2 separate regions of the Homo sapiens genome follow, and region 1 is linked to region 2. The links are chromatin contacts, found by Hi-C in ENCODE. All regions are on one chromosome and are shown on one strand. The core of a region is the stretch at or near the end of the contact, and the rest is flanking DNA. Distances in the headings are between cores, read along the strand shown.

What was found. Hi-C counts contacts between places; a loop is a spot of excess contacts on that map. Pooled maps may share reads with other maps.
Region 1: a pooled map shows a loop between it and region 2 (2.2-fold over the local background). The contact joins two enhancer-like sites. A Hi-C loop is called at or near these places in 7 of 37 single-sample maps with no recorded cell type and 6 of 50 pooled maps.

The regions. Positions count from the first base shown.
Region 1 is chr3:31,635,966-31,641,596 of GRCh38, forward strand. STT3B (STT3 oligosaccharyltransferase complex catalytic subunit B) reads left to right here. Exons shown (of 16, transcript NM_178862.3): 16 at 19-1,651. The coding sequence ends at 99. Among named protein-coding and RNA genes, the nearest start is that of OSBPL10-AS1, 65 kb to the right of the region's middle. Within about 2 kb of position 1,251, at least 2 of the 41 ENCODE cell types and tissues checked have a DNase peak (open chromatin) inside an H3K27ac peak, as active enhancers do.
Region 2 is chr3:30,655,354-30,661,160 of GRCh38, forward strand. The region is part of intron 3 of TGFBR2 (transforming growth factor beta receptor 2); the gene reads left to right. Among named protein-coding and RNA genes, the nearest start is that of TGFBR2, 52 kb to the left of the region's middle. Within about 2 kb of position 3,263, at least 20 of the 41 ENCODE cell types and tissues checked have a DNase peak (open chromatin) inside an H3K27ac peak, as active enhancers do.

The sequences.
Region 1 (5,631 bases), core at 1-2,500, 980 kb after region 2:
TGTTTTGTTTTTTTATAGACTACCAAAAGGAAGCGTGGCTACATTAAAAATAAGCTGGTTTTTAAGAAAGGCAAGAAAATATCTAAGAAGACTGTTTAAATGCACTGTTCTGGTTCCTAACTTGAAGCAGTTGTCCTTGTGAGAACCGGTCTTTGCCTTTAGCTCATGTCGTGTTTCACAGCAAAGAGGGTACAGAACCATCACTGGTCCAGGTTAATGTACAAAATTTTCTGGCAATGCCTGATTAAAAAAATAAAATTGGCTTGTTGAGAACAGCTGTTTTCGATTTCTAATGTGAAGCAAGACAGAGCACTGCTGTAAATGTCTAGCAGCAGATTTTTTTTTTATTGGTACATATTATCCTTCAAATCTGAGAATTTGGACTAACTGCACCAAAGAACCCTCTAATTTGGTCCCTGGCACATGCATACTTGTCAATGTTTTTATTCTTTTACAAGACCTGCATTTTATTTGAATTACCCGAATAGCAATATGTAAAATACAAGTGACAAAATGTGATGAGAGCTTCTTGAACCGGTAAACTAGTACAGGTCTGAGAAAGACATATTAGAAGAATCATTATACTTCCTTGAATTATATTTATTTTCATGTTTCTCTAATGCAAAGAATGTTTCATCAAATGTATATTTTCTGTTGCTTACTGTTTGCTCTGAGAAGAAGCTGCTGTTTCAAAGATGGACCTCTGAGTAGCTAATTGATTCAAGTAGTTTTTTTATGTTGACACATTATTACTGCTGTTAGCAGTCGTTTTCACCAGGTACTTACAGAGCAGATTTCATACATCATTCATTCAAGGGCTAAATTTATATTTTTTGGAAATCATGGCAACTACACAGGATGTTGCTTACCAGGACGGAGTTTTGGTATCTTAGTACTGAAGTTAGCACTATGTTTACATGCAAAAGATTAAGGAAAAAACCCTTAAAGTGGACAGGTATCCAAAGTTCATTTTCTGTGACTCATCAAAGTGACAAAAGACTTGTAACAACTTTGCCTGGACTTTTTTCATTTTACAACAGTTCATCCATTCACAATGATTTTGTTCTCTGCTCCATATTTTTTAATCCCTTAAGCATTTGATGAAACACTCTTTAGTGCTATATGCATTTTCTTACTTTTGTTAAAAATGTGACAGTTGTCAAAAAATGCACTAAAATGTAAATGGAGATTGAACAAGTTCACTTTCCAGCTTATAGGCAACTTTATACAGACTTGAACATTTTCTCCAGTTGTTTAGTAAAAGTGAAAGAGAAAGGGTTTTTCCTGCCACAGGATATAACTTTTTTTTATATAACAAGCATAACACACCACTGCTTTTGGTGGAAAAGTGCAGAATAGTATGTACCTTTTATGAAGAAAAATGTAATTTACAATATTCAGTGAGAATGTTACTGCTGATTTTCTTTTCCAAGGTGTAGAATATTCTTTGATTTATAGAATTCATTTTTGACCCAGATGATGGTTCCTTTACAGAACAATAAAATGGCTGAACATTTTCACAAATAGAGTGTAACGAAGTCTGGATTTCTGATACCTTGTCATTTGGGGGATTTTATTTTACTTTGTTGCTTTAAAATTCAATGCAGAGAAGTTGTTGACTGTAGGGGAAATAAAGTTAATTCAAATTTTGTGTTAAGTGTTGTTTTTTACAAATCTTTTGGTTTTGAAAGGAATTGGTACTGAACACATACCTCCTTCTTCCTTGTTGACTTTCACAAAGGTTTTAAAGAAAATGTGTGGAAAAAAATACGTTAGATTATTTCATCTTAGACCAAGCTATTTTATTTGGCCTTCTTTTACCCTGGAATGAAAATCTCAGGTTTTTTTGTTTTTGTTTTTGTTTTTGTTTTTTGTTTTTTGTTTTGTTTTTGGAAGGGATTTGGGGAGGGGGAACACCTAGCCAACTAGGAATTTTATCTCTGTTTAATAAGGATAGGGACCTAACAAAACCATCCATGAAGTTCTGGTAATGAAATGTCAAGTCTCAGTATAGAATTTTCTCATTAGAAAAATCCCAAAGGAAAGACCCCTCACCTTTCTCAGGAAACAACATTTTGGTTCAGTGTATCTTGTCAGTAAAATACCATATTGTAACTGTTTGAGCACTTGTATTGTAGCACAAAAGTGAAATAGTAGTTTGAATACATTGGAATATAGGATAATTGACTTAAAATATTCTTTAGATCTCTTAATTCATTTCATGTGTGATCACTAACATTGTACACCAAAGGAACTTAAAGATCGTGGCCTTGAAGTTTTAGACTATAAAACAGCTTTTAGGCTGTAGTGCTCTGTAGTATAAATAAGGCAGTGAGGCAGCAACTCCAAAGAAAATTCCCTTTCAAGACTTACATTGTAACCTACTTGAGTTTATAGTTGTGGAGTTTTAATTCATTTGCATTCTAGGCCATGACCAAGTGACCAGAGGACTAAAATAGTATAAAAGCATCCTGTATTGAGTTTCCATAGCCAAGGGGGTGTAAGATCATGAAATTTGGAGCTGTTTCTCGTTTTTAAAAAATGAGTTGTAAAATACATATTAAATAAAATTTACCAACTTAACCATTTTGAAGTATACAGTTCAATAGTGAAGTACATTTACATTGTTGTGCTACCAGTCTCCAGAACTCTTTTCATCTTGCTGTAGCTGCTGCTGCTTAATGCTGGTTTTGCCATGTTGCCCATAGTCCTTAATCGAGATAGGTGGAGTAATGTTGAGCTCAACAGCTGTCTGCCATGGAAATAGTAGGAAATTGAGACAGACCAAAAACAGTAATGAAATGTCATGTCTTATTTTTATTGTGAAATGTAACACAAGAGAACACAAAAATGTACAGTTGACCCTTGAACAACATGAGTTGCACACATGGATTTTTTTTCAATAAATGTATTGAAAAATTTTGGCCAGGCATGGTGGCTCACGCCTGTAATCCCAGCACTTTGGGAGGCCGAGGTGGGCAGATCATTTGAGGTCAGGAGTTCGAGACCAGCCTGGCCAACATGGTATAACCCCATCTCTACTAAAATTAGAAAAATTAGCTGGGCGTGGTGGCAGGCTCCTGTAGTCCAGCTACTCTGGAAGCTGAGGCTGGAGAATAGCTTGAACCTGGGAGGCGGAGGTTGCAGTGAGCCGAGATCGTGCCACTGCACTGCAGCCTGGGCAACGGCGTGAGATGCTGTCTCAAAAAACCTATATAATTAATGTATTGAAACATTTTTGGAGATTTACAACAATTTGAAAAAAGCTTGCAAATGAACCGCATAGCCTAGAAATATTTTAAAAGTTAAGAAAAAGCTATGTGATTAATGCACAAAGTATATAGATAACTACTTTTTTGCTGTTGATTTGAGACAGTCTTGCTCCATCACTCAGGCTGGAGTGCAGTGACATGATCTTGGCTCACTGCAACCTCCACCTCCTGGGTTCAAGCGATTCTCATGCCTCAGCCTCCCAGGCAGCTGGGACTACAGGTGCCCACCACCATCTCTGGCTAATTTTTGTATATTTAGTAGAGATGGGGTTTCACCACGTTGTCCATGCTCATCTCGAACTCCTGGCTTCAAGTGATCCACTTGTCACGAACTCCCAAAGTGCTGGGATTACAGGTGAGCCACTGCACCTGGCCTAGGTACTATTCTTTTATCATTTACTACCATAAAATATATACAAGTCTATCATATGTTAAAATTTATGAAAACTTAAGCTCACTACATGGCGCCATTCACAGTTGAGAAATGTAAACCAATGTAAAGCCATATTAAATCATAACTGCATAAAATACTGTTCTATAATATAGCCATCTGTTGCTACTATGAGCTCAAGTGTTGCTAGTATCCACTTAAAACACCATGTGTGACACTTATCACTGTTTTATAGCCTATTACTGGTTATGTTTTGGGGGACTCAAAAGTTTTATGTGAATTTTTGATTGGCAGTCATTGTTCAGGGGTCACCTTAGTGAATTAACTGCAAAGTGAGCAATTTTGTATCCGTGACACAGGTCAAGAGAACAGAACAGTGCCAGTACTCCAGAAGCTTCCTCATGACCCCTTGTGGTCACTATCCTGTCCCACTTCCCTCTCCAAAAGGTAATCATTATATTGGTCTTTATTGGTGCTTTGATTTATGGTTTTACCAATTCAGTATTTCTCTCTAAACATGTTGAGATGCATCTATTTGAACTATAGAAATGGAATAATAGAGTATGTATGATTTTTATCTGTCTTCTTTTGCCCACTATTTGTGAAATGCATCGAGGTTGTTGCTTGCAGCTACACGTTTTTTTTGTTTCATTGCTATATATAGTATTCCTTGTGTATGTCTGTAGCTGGCTCTCACACATATCCATTCTGTTGCTAAAGGGTATTTACATTGTTTCCAGTTTGAGGATATTACCAACAATGTTAGAGGAATACTCTTACATCTCCCTTGGTGCTTATATGCATGTATTTCTAAAAGTGGAATTGATGGTTACTTCCATATCCCAGTCAACCCCTGTCATCTTTTTAATTTTGCCTCTCTGGTGGGTGAATAATGATTTGTCATGATGTTTAGTTTGATATTTCTAGGTTAATAAGGCTGGCCATTTAGAAATCTCCCTTTTATAAGGTGTTGGTTCTAATACATTTCTCCTGGTTTTTTAAAAATTTATTATGTTAATAGGAATTCTTTGTCTTGTATATAAGGCCTTCATTTGTGTTGCAAATTGCCTAGGAATTAATAATTTTAATATAGTCTATTTCCATCTCTTGTATACCTATACAAAATCTTTTCCTCACTTGAAGCCATGATGATAGTCTGCTGTGTTTTCCAGAAAATGTATTGTTCTACTTTTTATACTTAGCTTTGCAGTCCACCTATAATTCATTTGTTGAGCACAATGTGAATTGTTTTTCTTTTAAGGGGTTTTATTGGCATATGTATATCTAAGTGACCCAGCACCATTTATTGAAAAGACAGTTCATTTCCTACAGCTCTTCAGTATCCCTTTTGTAGTAAATCATATGTCCATATATGCATCTATTTCTAGACCCTCTGTTATATTCCACAGAGCTCTGTGTATGTTGACTTAATATATAGCTTTAAGATAATTCAGAAAATATGGTAGAGTAAGTCCATCTGTCCCTCCATTGTTCCTTAATTTGCCTTGCTTTTTCATACAAATTGTAGAATCAGGTTAAGTTTCACCAAAAAACAAAAAAAAAACCCTGTTGAGCTTTTGATTTGGCAGTGAATATATAGATCATTTGGGGAAAATGAACACCATTGAAATATTGAGTCTTGTGTCCATGAGTGTGGCATATCCTTCCATTTATGCAGGCGTTTAGTTTCTGTTTTATTGCTTTTGAAGACCTTGCGCATTTTCATAACTTTGATTCCAAGGTATATGTTATTTTTAATACTATCATAAAATTAGATTTTCTATTTCTCAGCATATAAAAATACTTGATTTTTATACGTTGAAATTACTAAACTTATTCTAACAATTCCAATTTTTTTTGTTGTGAACATCATAACTTGGGAATAATGACAATTTTACTTCTCCCTTTCTAATCATTATATATTTATATTTCTTGCTTTGCTGCACTGGCTAGGACACACACCCAGTA
Region 2 (5,807 bases), core at 2,013-4,512:
TGGAGGGGCTCACTTTGCTTTAATCCCTGTTTCATCCAGTTTCTCTTTTTCTCCACATGCCTTCACAGAGGCAAGGGGAGCATGCTGAGTCTAGAATTTCTAATCAAAGCTAACCACATCCCTGTCATTGTTGGATAATATTACAAATTAGACACGTTGTTCCTGTTTTGACTCAGAATCACAGCAGGAAGCAGCTAAATAAAACTGAAACAACCCACAAGTGCCTTTCACATAAGTGATTAGGGTAATCGCAGTTCTGTACTTGCCAAAGGGATTCATTCCCTCTTCATTTTTTCCATGGAAAGCTTGCTTTGGGCCACAAGGCCTTCTCTTTGAATGACTGCGCCATTATTGGCCAAGTAGTGCTGATAAATGGTACCTGTGGGTTGTTGTGGGATTTAAGGAGATGATGCTTGGGAGCGCCCAGCACAGTGGCTGGCACACAGTAGGTGCATCCTTTCTTACTTCTTCTTCCCCTGATTAACGAGAACACTCTACACCAAGACACATACCTCTTCTGAACGGTATAAACCGTTGCTACTGAAAGTGTCTAGACCAGCAGCAGCAGGATCACCCGGGAGCTTATTAGAACTGCACAACCTTGGGTCCTCTGGGGCCTATTGCATTAGCATCTGCCTGTAACAAGGCCTTCAGTGATTTGTTTGCACACTGAAGTGTGAGAAGCACTGGTGTGAACTCACCAGGTAGGGATGGAACCAGAGATGGAGGTCTTATTAACTTCATGCTGGTAACTCCCTGAGCTAATGGGCCCATGAGGAATAAATTTGGTCTAAAGCCTGGTCATTTGGAAATGAACTAAATATACTTTACTCAGTCAGCTTGTGTAACAGAGCTCTCCAGTGGCATGTGGGTCTTTTTCAGCAGTGACAATAGTTTATTTTTTAAATATACTCCACAAATGTTGTTCTGGTGTGGATCTTAATGTGGAGAAAATCAGACACCTTTTCAGTAAGCATTTCTTTTGTTTCTGTGATCATGTTCATGTTAGTTTATTGTATTTGTATTAGTTTATCTGTGGGACTATCCCTTAATATTTCCCAAAACAAGAAGACATTTGCGAATGTTTTCAAGATGCATTGTACAAGATACTGTTTTGAACTGGATCAATGAAGGAGATGTTTGGTGGCCTTGGAAAGCCCTGGAGAGTAATAGTGTGGTTCTAAGAAGAGTTGGCCTGAATCAGTTCATTCTTGGGTTGTTTGCTAAGATTGTCTGCTGAAGGTGGGTACGTGGAAAACAAGATGGTAAGCCAAGGAGGATGAAGGGAGGCATGCTGCTGGACCACTTCCAGCTCCCAAATGACTGGATCTTGGCCATCTTGCTTTTCCTGCTAACTTAGAACTGAACTGCTTATTCTAGAAAATGAGAGGCACTGGGGCCATATAGGAAAGGGATAGCATTGGACCCAAGTCCTAGACTTTCAGTAGTTTGTTTGCAGGACCAGGGTCCCACCCCTTTTCCAATTGAAATGTAGGCAAGGTGGTGGCAAGCCCATGGCCTAGGCTGTGGGAACTCATAGAACAACTATAGTGATGATCGCTGCCTTGGATTGCAGCCTACTCTGAATGTGTGCACCTGTGCTAACTACTTTCAGGTGTGTTGTCTTGTTTCATAGACTCATTACATTTTTATGATGAAGTGAAACCCGTGAATTGGCTCCTCCAGACTTCTCATTTTAATGACAAAAAAGTGGGTCTCCAGAGAGGAGCTGGGATTTTCCAAGATCTCATAGTTTGTTCCTCACTTTTTGTCCGTAGGAGAATCATAGAAGAACCAGATAATCTTGTCTCTTATAGAAGGAATACCCTTACCCTTCCACATTCCCGTGGTGGTGGTGTGTTTGCTTTTTTATCAGTCTTAACCCATGGGAGGCTGCACAACTTACATAAGAGGCTACCTGTTCTGTTTGCCAAACGGCAGCCCAGACCCATCACTGAGCATGTCCTTGGCAAGAGGCACAACCTCAGGCTGACACTGTTTCCATGTCCGTGAGAAATGATGTGTATAAACGATGGCCAGTAAGATGCTCATCTGTTGGGAAGACAACAGAGGGCAGGGCTGAGAGCATGGCTTCCCTGCTGATTGCCTGTGTTCAGATCCCAGCTCAGCCGTGTGTAAGCTCTTGGTTCTTGGGGTAACTACTTGTTTACCTCTCTGAAAAATGGGAGTAGAAATAATGAATACTTTTAATAGGATTATTTTGAGGATAAATGTATTTATTTATGTAGAGAACTTGGCACGGCACCTGGCACAGAGTGAGCACTTAATGAATTTTGACTGTAAATAGTTATTACTGTTCCACTAGATTCAAATTTCTTATCTTTGCCTTTAGCTGGATGAGTGAGGAGATTTGTACCAACGTCATGTATTCTCCTCTTCCCTGCAAATTCCTCCACCTGAGTCCTATTGAGGTGCTCCCCATTATAAGGAGTCCTGTGAATCAAAGTGGTATGTTTACTGTAAAGAATGTGGAGGATGCTGTTCACTGCATTGTATTGTTATCTTCATGAGGAAGCCAGGAGACATTTATTTTGGCTCTCTGTTTTAGAAAGGTGTTCTCCTCATGACGACCTGTTTGCCTCTGATCTTAAGGACACTTTGAAGCATACCGAGCAGGGGTCTGCAAACTTCTTTGATAACAGGCAAGATAGTAAATATTTTCAGCTTTGCAGGGCAGAGTCTCTGTCACAGCTACTCAACTCTTCTGTGGTAGCAGCCACAGACAGTGTGTAAGTGATTGGACGTGGCTGTGTTCCAGTACAACTTCATTTACAAAAACAGGGCTCAGGCCAACCCCTGATAGAGATATTCATGGTTTTTGTGTTTCTCTCTCAAATGCTAACTACCAGAAAAGCTTAGAGTCAAATCTGAATCATGCTTCTAGCAAATATGTACCTACACATTTAGCATACTAATATCACTCTTGCTTACCAGTTTTTACCCTGTTTTCTCACATTTATATTCCATTTGTCATAATTATAGCTCCTGTCTTGACTGTATCTTCTTTCACTGTGTTTTTTGTTGTTGTCGTTGTTGTTGTTTTTGGGAATGGGATAGGACTGTAAGTAAATAAATCAATTATATCTTGCTAGCTTAGAAACCAGGACTTGAGTAACCACTTCTGACTCAAAGTTCAATCTATGTGGTTAAATAGGGAAGCAGACCATAAGATGTATGCCCAGTGGTGCACGTTGCTGACTCGCAAGCTATGTGCAGGCTTTAGCATTTAGTGTGGTGATGTGTGCCCTCTAACCTGAGATGTTGAGAGAGGGGCAGAGAAGAAGACTTCTTGTAGCCACAAAGTTTCATTCCTTCCTCTCTCATTGTTGTAGCATTTCTTTTAAGTGAAAACAGCCTTTTTGGTTTGCTAGCCTATCTCTGGCAGGAAGACAAATTATTTTTTTACAGTATCAGACACGCGGTTTCCTGTCTATGTTTAACTTGCTAGCAGAACATCTCAGCCAGCTGGTTCCCTCTGGACCCATTGTGTCCTTAATGTCGTTGCTTTACACCATCCAGCAAACCCACTCTGTGTACTGATCGCATGCATTGAGCATTTTGTTGACTTCCGTTGTTTTCCGAGTAAGGGAAGTCTTAGAAATGCTGCCCTCTTTCTCCCAAATCTCATTTTATGTTTGTTCAGCTCCAACACCAGGGAGCTGGCTTCTTGGGGAAATGATTAGTTCTTGCATGTAAGAAATGAAAAGAGTAAATGGTGTTTTGGTAGCTCTGGGGGATTTTAGGTATGCTGCCTTGGAACTGTGCACTCACGCCTCAAAATAGCTGGCTTTCCAGCTGTGCATTTTTGTTTCAAAAGAAACAAACCAGATTTACTTTCTGGTCTAAATGCAGAAGAAAAAATAAGTGTGGAAATATGGTTGAGAAAAGTTGTTAGAAGAGGAAGAAAATTATGGATTAAAGTTGCTAGTCTCATTCCTGAGAAGAGAAATCAGTTATTTGAGGTGATGACTCAGAGCTGAAGCAGCTTTTTGTTGTGAACCAGCCTTGGTTAGAAAGCACACTTGGAATTCATCAATATGGCCCTATGTCTGGCCAAGGAAATAATAAAGATTTTGCATGATAGAGGACACTGTGACTCAGTTGAAGGAAGCTTAGAATGTATTTGAACTGAATTAAGGCAAAAGCAACTCGCTTTTCAAGATTTTTTTTTTTCCTAAGTAGCAAAGTAAACAAAGCTGCACTGAGGCCAGATGTGCTTTCTGGTTGTGAATATTTGTACTCTAGAACCTCATTCTGGTATGAATCAGCAGAGTGGAATCTAGTATGGACACAGGCTGTCTCAAATTCCATCCACTGGATATGAGTGGCCAAGAAAGCAGTCGGACCCATACTGCTGGTGCTGTAGCAAGGTTCGGGTGGTTCCTCTGCAGCCTCAGGTCTCTCCCACTGCGGCCTCCATGTGTTCCATAAACTCCACACCCATGAGTAATGGCAAGAAGGGTCCACTGAGACCTTTTGCTGCTTTGCGAGTGTCTCAGTGTCCCACCAGGGGAAAAAAAAGGCTCAGGGAGGTGGCTAACCACTGTGAAATTGACTTTTATTTCCACCCACGTATACTCCAGAGGCTGTATTCACCACCATTTGGACATCTGGATGACTTGCCTTTGGAAAGTCCTTTTGTATTCTAAATCGCTCCTGCATGTTACCTGTTGTGGAAAATATCAATTTTGCCATTACAAATTATGCTTTTTTTTAAAAACATGTTAACTTTTAGAGAAATAATTTATATTTGCTTATCTACTTTTAAAAATATACATATATATGCCTTTTGTTGCCTAATTAGAGGATATAGTTGGTTCCAATGTCAAGAACAATTTCTCTGAAATGTAGTCATTAAAATTATTCCCATGTCTTTCATTTTCCAGGCCCCATCCTATTCGAAATACCTGTTTCTTCCACCAGGCTGATGTAGTTATGCTTAGGCTTGGCTGCACATTGGAAACACCTGAGTAGCTTTAAAAACTACTCATTAACTGGGTCTTACTCCTGCAGTTTCTGACTTAATTGGTCTGGGGCCTGGTATCAGGAATTATTTTTTAATTCTTCAAGATATTTTAATATGCAGCCCACATTGGGAACCACTGGACTCAAGACAGTTTGTTCTGCCAAATCTTTTTATATTTTTCGTCACGTTCCCCCTGTAGCCTGGAAAGGGACGGTAACAATTAAAGAATGGCAGCTACCACAGGAAGGAGCCAAAATTATGCCTTCGAAGGTTAGAGGAGGAGAAAAACCAACACCTGTTTTACCCCATCCTTGGAGGAATAGCAAGACACTTTAAGAGGGGATATTATTTTGTTTTCTACAACAATTTACAAGCAATTGCTTTGGAACAAGGTCAACGGCCTCATTGGGAATAGGCATCTTAGCTTTTAAAACTGATTAAATTATACGTTAAAGGAAAGCACATTTTAAACCTTAATGTGTCCAAAAGGTTGGATGGCAAGGTTTGGGTGCTACTGCCTTGGCAGAGACAAGGCAGGGACCAGGGAGGCTGTGTGCATGATTTTAGGAGGTGAGAAACTCAGGTGGGAAGGAATTGCAGAAGCCTGTGGTTCACCTGGAAAGCCAGGGAGAGAGAGAGGATGTATTCTGGTGACCTAACAGGTATTGTGAATAATGAATATGCTTTTCCAAAGCGATCTGGTCTCCCTGTTGGAGAGCATCCTGAAATAACTTAAGAAATGTACCTTGCTTTCAGGTTTCCTGAGAACATGAGGGCCCCTAGACAGAGTACAAGGTGTAATTCAGACAGCCAGCCAGAA